Linked DNA regions of Homo sapiens: region 2 is linked to region 1. The links are chromatin contacts, found by Hi-C or POLR2A ChIA-PET in ENCODE. All regions are on one chromosome and are shown on one strand. Each heading gives the region's core, a stretch centred on a gene start or an enhancer-like site at or near the end of the contact. The rest is flanking DNA. Distances are from core to core; before and after follow the strand shown. Region 1 holds the start of H2BC15 (H2B clustered histone 15). Region 2 holds the start of LINC01556 (long intergenic non-protein coding RNA 1556).

What was found. A loop is a pair of places that touch in the nucleus more often than their neighbours do. ChIA-PET counts read pairs that join two places held with the same protein, here RNA polymerase II (POLR2A). Pooled maps may share reads with other maps.
Region 2: a map of breast epithelium shows a loop between it and region 1 (14-fold over the local background). The contact joins the promoter of LINC01556 here to the promoter of H2BC15 in region 1. A Hi-C loop is called at or near these places in 1 of 168 maps with a recorded cell type or tissue (breast epithelium) and 6 of 50 pooled maps. POLR2A ChIA-PET finds 5 or more read pairs at or near these places in 2 of 52 experiments (activated CD4-positive, alpha-beta T cell and naive thymus-derived CD4-positive, alpha-beta T cell).

The regions. Positions count from the first base shown.
Region 1 is chr6:27,834,740-27,840,456 of GRCh38, reverse strand. H2BC15 (H2B clustered histone 15) reads right to left here and starts at 1,888. Exons shown (of 1, transcript NM_003520.4): 1 at 1,347-1,888. The coding sequence starts at 1,795. The coding sequence ends at 1,415. H2AC15 (H2A clustered histone 15) reads left to right here and starts at 2,082. Exons shown (of 1, transcript NM_003510.3): 1 at 2,082-2,577. The coding sequence starts at 2,118. The coding sequence ends at 2,510. RefSeq lists enhancers at 607-806, 1,637-1,846, 2,177-2,266, 2,337-2,446, 2,717-2,766 and 3 more.
Region 2 is chr6:28,941,299-28,947,875 of GRCh38, reverse strand. LINC01556 (long intergenic non-protein coding RNA 1556) reads right to left here and starts at 4,092. Exons shown (of 1, transcript NR_103538.1): 1 at 3,338-4,092. TRL-AAG2-2 (tRNA-Leu (anticodon AAG) 2-2) reads left to right here and starts at 4,173; the gene lies at 4,173-4,254. TRM-CAT3-1 (tRNA-Met (anticodon CAT) 3-1) reads right to left here and starts at 3,301; the gene lies at 3,229-3,301. It overlaps TRQ-CTG1-3 (tRNA-Gln (anticodon CTG) 1-3), which reads left to right and starts at 6,204; the gene lies at 6,204-6,275. RefSeq lists an enhancer at 5,908-6,477.

The sequences.
Region 1 (5,717 bases), core at 639-3,138:
CCATTCTCATATGTCTCCTGTTGCATGTGTGCAAAATATTCTTTCATGTAAACAGCTAGGAATCGAATGGTTGGGTCACTGGAGTACACTTACTGGATAAAAAATATTATCAAAAACCTTCAGCAAATACAATTTGATGTGGAAGAGTTCCCACACTGATTCTTGGCAAAGACCAAAATACTTTTAAATATGCCACTCCTAAGTGTTTAAAATGAAGACACTCATTTTGATTTCCTGAGTTGGGGGTGGGGGAAAACAATGGAGAACAGCCCTTCTCCTCCTCTATTTTTTTTTCTTTTAACATTTCTTCCAATTACTAGAGATACAGTAAACGCAAGTGACACAGACAAGAAAACATGGAGCAGACCCTAACAGAAAAAGTAGGGAATAGAAACTATGTTCATAAATAGGAATTCCACACAAGAGAATTATGGGAATGAGTAAGACAGCAAGATTCCTCCAAAAAACCTGCACTGCCAAGAATTTTCCCAACTAGAACACTCACCAGAGAAAACGGTGGCCAAGTTTCAAACTGCCCTCGCAGTGTCGGGATTGGCCATTGACATCAACTCAGCCCGATTGACGTGTACGGTGCTGTAAACTGGGTTCAAACTTTTTTCTACTGCCTTTCTATCTTAATATTTAGCAAATCCAAACTGGGGACAAGGGAGGAGAAACAGCACCACTCTCAAAACAAACAAGTCGATTTGTACGTTTGTGTGTGTGCCAACTGCTTCATTACTAAAGTACACATGAAGTTTAGGGACAGAGCGCCGGAAGCACTGTGGATATTTTACCAGTGACACTTAAGTATTATATTTTCTTTGGGGTCAACAGGAACTGAATTTTCCCTTTACTAGGTTTGTCTGATGATAAACCTCATCCTTCTTCAGATATAAAATTGTCTCAAGCGTTGCTGCAACATGCAGTACACTGCAGTGCTAATTAATTTCTTTTCTTTTTCTTTCTTTTTTGAGACAGAGTTTCGCTCTTACTGCCCAGGCTGGGGTGCAATGGCCCGATCTCGGCTCACTGCAACCTCCATCTGCCGGGTTCAAGCGATTCTCCTGCCTCAGCTTCCCGGGTAGCTGGGATTACAGGCGTCCGCCACCACGCCCAGCTATTTTTTTGTACTTTTAGTAGAGACGGGTTTCACCATGTTGGCTAGGCTCGTCTCGAACTTCTAACCTCAGGTGAGCCACCCGCTTCGGTTTCCCGAACCGGGATTAGAGGCTTGAGCCAAAATTAGTTTCTAACAAGGCTAAAGGAATCTTGGAAATCGTCTTTGTAGCAAGTAAGAAATACCTGCTGTAAGAACAGTGAGTGCCAGTTCTCTTTGGGAAGACTGAGTGGCTCTGAAAAGAGCCTTTGGGGTGTGGGCCGAGACTGACCGAACGTTCCGCGGTGGGCGGGCTCACTTGGAACTGGTGTACTTGGTGACGGCCTTGGTGCCCTCCGACACCGCGTGCTTGGCCAGCTCCCCTGGCAGCAGCAGGCGCACGGCCGTCTGGATCTCCCTGGAGGTGATGGTCGAGCGCTTGTTGTAATGCGCCAGGCGGGAAGCCTCGCCGGCGATGCGCTCGAAGATGTCATTGACGAAGGAGTTCATGATGCCCATGGCCTTGGACGAGATACCGGTGTCGGGGTGGACCTGCTTCAGCACCTTGTACACGTACACGGAGTAGCTCTCCTTGCGGCTGCGCTTGCGCTTCTTGCCGTCCTTCTTCTGGGCCTTTGTCACTGCCTTCTTGGAGCCTTTCTTCGGGGCAGGAGCGGACTTTGAGGGCTCGGGCATGACTGGGAGTAACTGCCGGAAAATTGGAGGAAAAAAACAGGAAGACGGTAGCTCTGTCAACCTACCGCTTATTCACTGCTTCTTAACGCAAGTGGGGTAGAGAATGAAGTTGTGCGTTTAACCAGTGGTGAGTCCTGGAAACGTATATTAACTTTGTCCAATCAAAATAAGTGTTTTTCAAAACCGCAATCCCATTGGTTAAAGCGAAACTGTAATGTTAGCCAATAGCACAGCTTAGTTTTCGTGCCTCTGTTGACTATAAGTAGCGGAGCTTTAGCGTTACGTCAGTCTCAGGAACGTTACTGATTGAATTTTTTACGTCATGTCGGGACGTGGCAAGCAGGGCGGCAAAGCTCGCGCCAAGGCTAAGACCCGTTCTTCAAGGGCGGGTCTTCAGTTCCCAGTGGGCCGAGTGCACCGACTGCTCCGCAAGGGCAACTACGCTGAGCGGGTCGGTGCCGGAGCGCCGGTGTACCTGGCGGCGGTGTTGGAGTACCTAACCGCCGAGATCCTGGAACTGGCTGGCAACGCGGCCCGCGACAACAAGAAGACCCGCATCATCCCGCGCCACTTGCAGCTGGCCATCCGCAACGACGAGGAGCTCAACAAGCTGCTTGGTAAAGTGACCATCGCCCAGGGTGGTGTCCTGCCCAATATCCAGGCCGTGCTGCTGCCTAAGAAAACTGAGAGCCACCACAAGGCCAAGGGCAAGTAGCGGGGCTGGAGCAGTTCATTACTCATACCTCGGTCCAAACCAAAAAGGTTCTTTTCAGAGCCACCTACTTTTTCACCAAGTAGAGCTGTGTTCAGTTTTATCTGATAGTCGAGTCATTTTGCAATGGCACTGGAATGCTGTATGGAGATGAAGCAAAACTAAACGGCTTTTACACCACATTGTTTTGAGATAGAAAGTAGACATTGAAATGTTTACGGTACATCAAGAAATTTAGGCGCGGCAGCTCGCGCCTGCAATACAGCTGAAACAATAAGAAAAGTGAGGCAAGAGAATAACAAAGGGAGCTGAAAGTTAGAGGGCAGAATAAGTAAAAGCAAAGGGCAGAAGTAAGGTAGATGGGCGGGTGAACAAGAAGCGAGATAACAAGCAGTGAACCTTTTGCAGCCGAAACAAAAGAGATAATGTGAGCAAGGACCTCGTGGCCGGCAAGATCTGGAACAAACCAGTTTAAGAGGCAGCTCTTCAGAGATGGGCATGCGTATTAGAGAGGAAAAGTATCCTTAACAAAAGCCCGTATGATAATCAGCTACTTAAGGTTCATGCATATGGGCTACATATCATGCATATATTTAAGATTATAAGATAGAGGCACAAGCCACAGAGGACAAAGTAAGCAACAAACCTATCAATAAAAGGGCAGATGCTGGCTATAGATTAGGCAGCACTGGGAACAGAAAACATACACACACGCACGCACACACATAAAATGACTCAAACTACAGCAAGCTGACGCTGATCTCACCTCGCAGAGGTCAGTCCGCTCTCTCCCACCCCCGAGAGTGTAATACTCTGTTTACTAAACTTTTGCTGCTTTGCTTTGCTATCTGTGTGTGTGTCGTCCAATTTCTACCGGGCACCAAGAGCCTGGAACTGTTTGGCACCATCCGGTAAACAGAACCGCTTTGGGAAGCCGAGGCGGAAGGACCGCTAGAGCCTTGGAGTTCGAAGCCAGCCTGATCTTTACAAAAGTAAAATAACTAACCGTGCCTGGCGTCTCATAGCCTGTAGTCCTAGCTACTCGGGAGGCTGAGACCAGAAGGATCACTTGAGCCCAGGAGTTCGAGGCTGCAATGAGCTATGATTGCACCACTGCAGTCCAGCTTGTGTGACAGAGCAAGAGTGTTTCAAATGAACCTAGTGTCAGATATTTACTTTCTGTATTACAGAGGACTGAAAGCTAGCTAAATAATACTTTTCAGTGTACCTGGGTTCCAGAGATAAAATTGGTAAACTAACCTTTGCTCCTTACTTGGGCTTTTAGTTTATACTTCATAAGACCATGGAAGCAAAATTTAGGTATCTGACCCTTCTGCACAATTTAGGACCCCGTGTGTGTTTGGCCTACCTATTCGAGTTCAATTGAATCTTTCTGAGCATCTATGGTGTGCCAGGCACTCTCCTAAATGGGAATACAATATTAATCCAGATACATAAAGTCTCTATCCAAAAGGAGCTTCAAGTTGGCTTGGGCAAAGAATACATGTCATAATGGACTGTTTATATAAATGATGGGAAAGGGTTGGGGTTAGGGTGTGAGATTACTTTAGAACGTGTTATTTAAAAACAGTATGAATGAAGGACATTGTAAGTCAGGTTTTTTATTATATCATGGTCATATACTCCTGTTCCTGTCAGTTTTTCCTGCTTCCTTTCTTTCACCAAGATCACTCCTTTCCTTCTCAGATCACCAAGTCCTCCTAGCTATAGAGAGGGCCTTCTATTCCTCTCCACCTAAACTTATATAAGCTACTGTTTTCCTCATACAGACATGTTAATGAAAATGAATTTCTACAGGATCTCCAGTCCATTGAAATACATTAATTTTTGAGTCTCTTCACACATTTTTATTTCCTAGATTTAAGTCTTGATTGCAATCACATACAACTAGTATTTCTTGGAATAAAACAGCAATCACAAAAATCATAAATATCACATTGTTTAAAAAAATTTATTATTTGATGTTGAGGACTCCATCCTGATTTCAATGAATTAATTCATTTGTTCCCTTTTAAAATGTCATCTGTGTTATTTATGTGTATAAATTTTCAATAATTGTTTCTCAATATAGAGTAAATGATACAGCTCCATAGAAGGCCTGTAAGATTTTTGAAATTAAAATAAGTTTTTAAATAAAATATGCTGTTATGATCATTGAAGTTGATAATAAAATTATTCCATTGATTCTGTTTCTCCCAAGAACCACCATTTAATCATGAAAGCTAGCTAAGTAATATTTTTCAGAGTTCGTGAGTTCCAGAAGTAAAATTCTTTAAGCTAAACAGCTTGTAAAGTAACTTTTGCTTTATAATTATTATAATTTTGGGTGTTATTTATGCAAACTCAAATCAATGTACTCATAATCAAAACATTGACATGCAAACTTATGTATTAAGCAAAATAAAATATACAAGTGTGATATATCATTGTTTATAATTCCACATACACATGTAAAGGAAAATGGAGGAGCTGTTAAATGAGTAGCTTCACAGTAAGTAAACTAGAGGAGGCAACCTAAAGATCAGAGAGATCCAAGGGGCAAGGAGCAATTAGGAACATTTATAGTGCCTTATCACTTCATGGTATTATATCATCTGTGAAATATTGAATTAAATGAATGTCCTTACTGATTTGATGCCCTCTGAAGGTTTGTTGAAAAATCAGACATGAGGTAGATTAATAGAAAAAAAGGCAGACAAATTTACAATGTGCATGGGGAGAATCAGTGATTGCCCACCCCAGAACGTGGTTCAGAAGTTTATATACCATCCTTGAAAAACAGTTTGAGGGAGGGAGAAGAGGAATTCATTTGAGGGGATTACTAGGAAGAATGAATGGATCAGGGAAAAGAAATTAAACTTGTACCTTATCTTGTGAAATGAGCTGTTCGGGTGTGATTACATTCGTCTTACAGGGACTCATTTTTGGTGAGTCCAGATAACAGGAAGACAAAGGTTGGGGAGTGGGAGAAGGTCAAAGAGACTTTGAGGCTTCTGCAGTTCAGCTTGTCACCATGCCATAGTTTGGGGTATTGGTTTCTGAGCCCCGACATTGACAATATGTACTAAAAATAAATATTTGTTATTTAAATTAACTACTTAATGTGTTATACATAATTAGATAAATTGATGTATTAACATATTTAAAGTATAATATAAACAAAATATTTGTAAATTAGTTGTAAAGAAA
Region 2 (6,577 bases), core at 2,843-5,342, 1.1 Mb before region 1:
GGGAGGAATGATGCAGAGAAACTGGGGAACAGCTAGAAGAAAGAAAACTTGGGCCCAGACTGCCCCTGGGAACCTGGAGGGCAGGAGGTGTCAAGATGTCTCAGCTGCTTATTTACCAAGAAAAGCTCTTTACAGGGAAAGGCAGAAATAAAGCAAAACAGGGCGAGGCCAGTGGCTCCCACCTGTAATCCCAACATTTTGGGAGGCAGAGGTGGGCAAATCAATTGTGGTCGGGAGTTCCAGACCAGCCTGGCAAACATGATGAAACCGCATCTCTACTAAAAACACAAAAATGAGCCAGGTGTGGTGGTGCATGACTGTAGTCCCAGCTACCTCAAGGGTCTGAGGCAAAATAATCACTTGAACCTGGGAGGCAGAGGTTGCAGTGAGCCGAGATCACACCACTACACTCCAGCCTGGGTGACAGAGCAAGACTCCATCTCAAAAAAAAAAAAAAAGAAAGAAAGAAAAAAGAAAAATTAGAAATAAAGCAGAATAGGAAATGGCACCTTGTAGCTTTTGAGAGTTCTCTGGGAAGCATAGAACATTTATTCTGCTCTTGATGAGGCAAGTGCTCCTAGTTTTAACCAGTAAGCAAGCCCTGGATGACTAAACAAAAATGAGGAGAATTTTGGGAGGAAATGATCTCTCCAGAGACGGTCAACATAGGATAAATGAATATAGGCCGAGTAAGTCCTTGACTGGGGCTTCCAAAATGTTGCCACACTGATGGCATTCAAATCTCCTGGAGTCACTGTTAAAAACTCAGATTCAGGCCAGTTGCAGTGGCTCACACCTGTAATCCCAGCACTTTGGGAGACCCAGGTGCATGGATCATCTGAGGCCAGGAGATCGAGACCAGCCTGACCAACATGGAGAAACCACATCTCTACTAAAAACACAAAATTAGCCGGGCGTGGTGGCGCATGCCTGTAATCCCAGCTACTCCAGAGGCTGAGGCAGGAGAATCGCTTGAACCAGGAGGTAGAGGTTGCCGTGAGCCGAGATCGTGCCATTGCACTCTAGCCTGGGCAACAAGAGTGAAACTCCATCTCAAAAAAAAAAAAAAGATTCACAGATTCTATCTCAGACTCATGAATCAGAATATTCTCAAGGTCTGGCTGACCTCCACAACTTAAATCACTGTTGTCTTTTCTCTCCCCTATGCAGCGAATTCCCTCTCTGAACATGATCATGACCTCTGAGACCCTGCATGATCTATGTGCATCCTGTAGGGTCTATGTGTATCTAACCCCCTCATCTCCTATCAAGTTCTCCCTTGTTTACTGACCTACAGCTGCACTAGTCTCCTCCTTCGTTCCTTGAACATGCCAATGGCATTCCTGCCAAGCCTTTTGTAATTACTGTTCCCTTGGCCTGAAATTCTCTTCTCCCTGATAGCCTCACAGCTCACTCACTCACTTCCTTCAAGTCTCTGTTCAGATGCCTCCTTATCAGGAAGGCCTCCTTGGTCACCCTTTATTATAAAGCAATCCCCTCCCCTTTGTTCTCCATTCTCTTGCTCTTTTCCTTCATGGCATGTATCACTACTTCACATTTTATATATCTGGTTGAATTTATTCTTTATCATTCCCCACTAAAATGTAAACTCCATGAGAGCAGAAGCTTTTTCTGTTGTGTGGAGTGCTATCCCTGCACCCCCTATGTGTGGTTCAGGGTCTAGTTAAGAAATAAGGCTGGGCACGGTGGCTCACATCTGTAATCCCAGCGCTTTGGGAGGCCGAAGCGGGCAGATCACTTGAGGTCAGGAGTTCAAGACCAGCCTGGCCAACATGGTGAAACCCCGTCTCTGGTAAAAATACAAAAATTAGCTGGACGTCGTGGCGGGCGCCTGTAATTCCAGCTACCTGGGACGCTGAAGCAGGAGAATCGCTTGAACCCGGGAGGCAGAGGTTGCAGCGAGCTGAGATTGTGCCACTGCACTCCAGCCTGGGTGACAGAACAAGACTCTGTCTCAAAAAAAAAGGAATAAGACTAGGTATTTCAACTGGGCACACCATGGTAACTCAGAGGTGATAACTACTGGGAAGTAGCTACCACCTTGTAGGGCTGGAAGAACAAAAAGGAAGAGGTTGAGACCACTGAGGAAAGGCATCCTGGAGTGCTAAAGAGGACGCGCTGCAGCTGGACTACTACTTACTTATGTAATGGACAGTGAGACATTCTGGAATGCATGAAGAGAACAAATAGAGATGGGATTCAACTGCCATTGTTGGAGTGACCTGACAGGAAGAACAAAATTTAGAAAGCAGCCCCTGCTTCTCTCCTCTTGCTTTCTAGTCTCTTTCTGGTTCCTCTTATTGACAGAACACAAGAGGAAGCCAATGGGCAAAGGAGTTTGGGAAATATCATTTGCAGGCGCCCAGCCCCAATGTCACAAAACAAAGTATATAAGGGTGATTTTAAAGCTGAGAGGGAATGGATTAATAGGAACACAGCTTGGAACAAAGTAGGACTCAAGAGCAGGACATTAATGATCAGTCTTGCTCATTATTATTTGAGTCAGGGGCTCATCTTGACTGTAAATATCAGCCTATCTTCTTCACTTCTTGTTTCTCTTTTTACCCCTTCCTGCATCTGGTAGTTTGGATGATTTAGATCCAGTCAACAGGACTGGAAGCAAGAGAAAAGGTCCAATGCAATGAGACTGAGGGGGGAGTTTTTTGTCAGTTTTTTGTTTCCTTTCTTTTTTCATATGGAATGTTATTGGTGGCAACCTGGTGGTAAGCCATTCCAGAAGAATGGTAAAAGATAACCAAGTCAGTAATTGATAATTAGATTCTATACCTTCCACACCCCTAGTACAACCCTCCACCCACTTTTTCTTATCTCAGCACTCTAAAACTGGCAAGTTTCTTGACTCTGGTGTTGTTAAAACAAAGACAATTGCCAAGCATATCTGAAAAACATTTGAAAATGCTACCAGCTCTATCTCCAATTGGTATGCAGGGCGGGAGGGGAGATGAGAATTTTGGAGAATTTAATTCTTAGTGAAAATCACTGTTTTGTAACTGAACATGGTTCTATTAAACAGCAATTACCCGTTCTGTTCCATCAAAGCAATGTCCTTAGATTTTTTTTTCCCTTACCAGACATATTGTACACTTTTCTATAGAGAAAGCAGAGAAAGAACAACGTTTTGTCAACTTCCTTTGTTGTCTTACTCATTTTGGATCAAGAAGAAGTAAAATGGCAAAACAGACGCCTTGCCCCCTCTGAGGTTCGAACTCAGGACCTTCAGATTATGAGACTGACGCGCTGCCTACTGCGCTAAGGAGGCAACTGTCTCTCCCGCTTAACCAACGGCTCTACCAAGATGATTATGAGGCATTTTAATAAGGTTTTACGTTCTCTGAATTACAGTGTTTCAAAATAAGGCGTAACTATGATTCAATTCACTTCTAAAACACTTTGGATGACAAAACTACGTAGTACAAGGCAGGGGCCAATTCCTAAACCAACCTCGTTCTCCCACAGACCTTCCTAAGGAAACTTTAAGGGCTGCGAAGGCAATTGAGTCTGGACTTTGCGAAAGGCCTTCCTGTACGGGGCCCTGGATTTCTCATCTCATTTCTGGGCCAGGAACGAGGAGTCTTTCCCTCTATGATTAGGGCTTTCGTAGATGTACCGCCTCTGAAACGAAGACAAGACAAATAATAATGAGTTCACTCTTTTCCTCCCTTGTGAAGTTCCGTGGAGACACTCGGTCCCCTGAAGTGGATGAAGGGCGAGGGGAGGAGGTCTCAGGATTTTTCCTCGCTTTTCTTAGAAGCAACAGGCTCAAACCAAACGGTTGGCCTTGCTTACTCCTGAAGTCGAGAGGCTTACTCCCTGGAATCCAAGTGGATGTGGAGCCCATGGCGTCCTCTGGCGCTCTCGGTCTCTTCGACCCCTTTTTACTGTGTTGATGATAAATGGGGCAGGATTCCCCTCCTGCACCACCTGCAGCATCCTGTCCAGGATCCATCTGGGAGCTGAGAAGAAGCAAAGTGTCAGGGATCGGGGGTTCTCGGGCTATGCTGAGAAGCAAGGAATGCTGAAGAAGGGGCCTGAGGGAAGGGCTTATGGTGATGTGGGAATGGGAATGAAAGGACTGGAAAGGGGCGACAGTCACTTGGGTGAAACTGAAAGCGGCGACGCACCCTGTGGGTGGTAGCGTGGCCGAGCGGTCTAAGGCGCTGGATTAAGGCTCCAGTCTCTTCGGGGGCGTGGGTTCGAATCCCACCGCTGCCAGTGTGAGGTATTTTTTTTTTCCCCCTCGTCATTCTGACCCAGTAAAGTTCCATTTTCAAGCCTTGTGTGGGCAGTTCTCACAGCTTCCTAAGTGAGACAGGTTCCTCTTCTGTTTTCCTAGGGGCCACAGATAACACCCATATGTACAGTCCCACAAACGGTGCCCAAATGTTTCTCGATTTAGGGGCTCAGACATCTCGTCCCCTAGTTATTCCCTTCAGTGGCCTTCATGTGTTTTCATTCACTTTGCGAAATTTGTGAACCAACCAAGGGCAATCCTAAGGAAAAAGTACAACCTTCTTAACTCCAGACTCAAGAATAAATAAGCCACGCACGCTCATCTGCCCTATTTTCCATTGTCTTCTCCAAGGGATAAATGTGCTAAGGCTGAAAAAACAAACGAACCAACAAAAGAAACAGTCACCAGACACCTAGAGCCTTTCCCGCTTCACCTATCCTCAGAGAGCAGTTTAAGGTCCTTAGTTGAACACAGTTGAAGAGTTAGCTTTTGAGATTCTGTTATCTTCTTAAACAGTAAACATTTTTTTCTTTTTTTTTTTTAAGAAATAAGGTGGAGGCTCATAGAATAGAAAGAATAACACCTGTTTTAGGGAAGAAGGACTTGATCCGTTATTTACCTGGATCTGGGGTAGTTTAGACCATCTTTTAAGGCTAGGAGACTCGAGGAGATAGAATGGAGAGTTTTTGTGTGCAGGGAGGTGGGTAGATGCTTAGGAGCACTTTACAGTCGCCTAGGCAGAAGTCTTCTAATTTCACTGCTTCCTTCCTCACCTTCCAAAAGATGTATCCAATACATACTAATTGAGCAGATATTTTGTAACAGGCACCTTGCTTGAAAGGATGAATGCCAGCAAATGATTCCAGGGTTCCTTAGCAATTTAGTCTTGAGAGACTAGAGAGGCACATTAAGCATAGTTGACAAATAATTAATATTAAGATTGACTAAAGTAGTAATTTATATCTGAGTATTTCTTCCAGACACGCTACGTATATATGTGGTCTATTTGTTATATGTTGTTCTCACAATTACTAGATAAATAACCATGTTATCTTAATAAAGTTAAGATTTGAAAAAATGAATTACTACATCCAGCACTATAACATCCTAGTTTGGTCATCCATACTAAAGGACACCTATATGTTGGGTCATCTGGACGCTAAGATGTCCACCTGGGAGCTGGGACCTGGAAAGGCAAAAGAAGATAGGAGGAGGAGGAGAAATAATTATTCCCTTTTGAACTTGTAAAATTTAGCCTAGCAAGTGAAGGCAAAAAAGAAGTCTAAAGTCTCCCAAAAGTCTAAGCTGGGCTGTCCCACTGAGTATTCATTCATTCATTCATTCATTCATTCACTCATCCTTTCATTTATGCATTCATGCAACAAGCATTGGTTGAGCTTCTACAAAGTAGCAGACCGTGGGCTATCAAAGACTACTGAGACTCAGCCCTGCACTTAAGGCATTTTGGAGGAATGCGGGAGACAGATTTTAAAAATTTAAGCCCATGGTTACAACTGAGGGGCAGTGCCAAGATACTCGGAGGTTGTTCTAGAGGCATCTGTAGGTATCGTACAATGAATAAATAAGACTGTAGAAAGTAGATAGTATATTTTTTCTTTTCTCTCTTTTCTCCCTTTCAAACCGTGAGACTAAAATTCAATTCACCTTTTCGTGGGCTGGAAACGAAAGAAAATAAAAATCTCCAGGAATAACCATATTCCCAGATCAGTATACTGCCCTGCCCCGAAGGATGGAAAGAAATCTGGGAGAAAGGCGCGGTGGAAACAGTGTGTGAGCCCTACCCCTCCCATCCCTGCGTTTGGCCATCCAAAACAAAAAAACTGCCCCTGCAAAATTACTTTAAATCAATTAGTAAGTAGAAGACAAGAGAGACCCCAGGTGGATCGAGTATCCATTTTTTGTTAAGTAGGGTTCCATGGTGTAATGGTTAGCACTCTGGACTCTGAATCCAGCGATCCGAGTTCAAATCTCGGTGGAACCTTTCATTTCTCTCCTTTTGCCTTGTTTCCGATAACCTTGAGCGTGAACCTTGCTGCTTTCAATTTCAGTTTCATCACTTTTATTTTTGATGGTTTCTGGCCGTGAGGAAAAACATGTAATCTGCGGTCCCAATAACCTATGAGCTCAGGGCCAGTATGTAATGATGGAGTCTGTATACATGTCTTTCTATTCCTACCTAGTCTAGTTTCCTCCCAGTACGCCTCTGGGTGAGTGCTCATGTGGTAAATGAATGCGCCTTTTAACGAACTGACCAAAGCGGGGCAAAACGTGATTCACTACTAA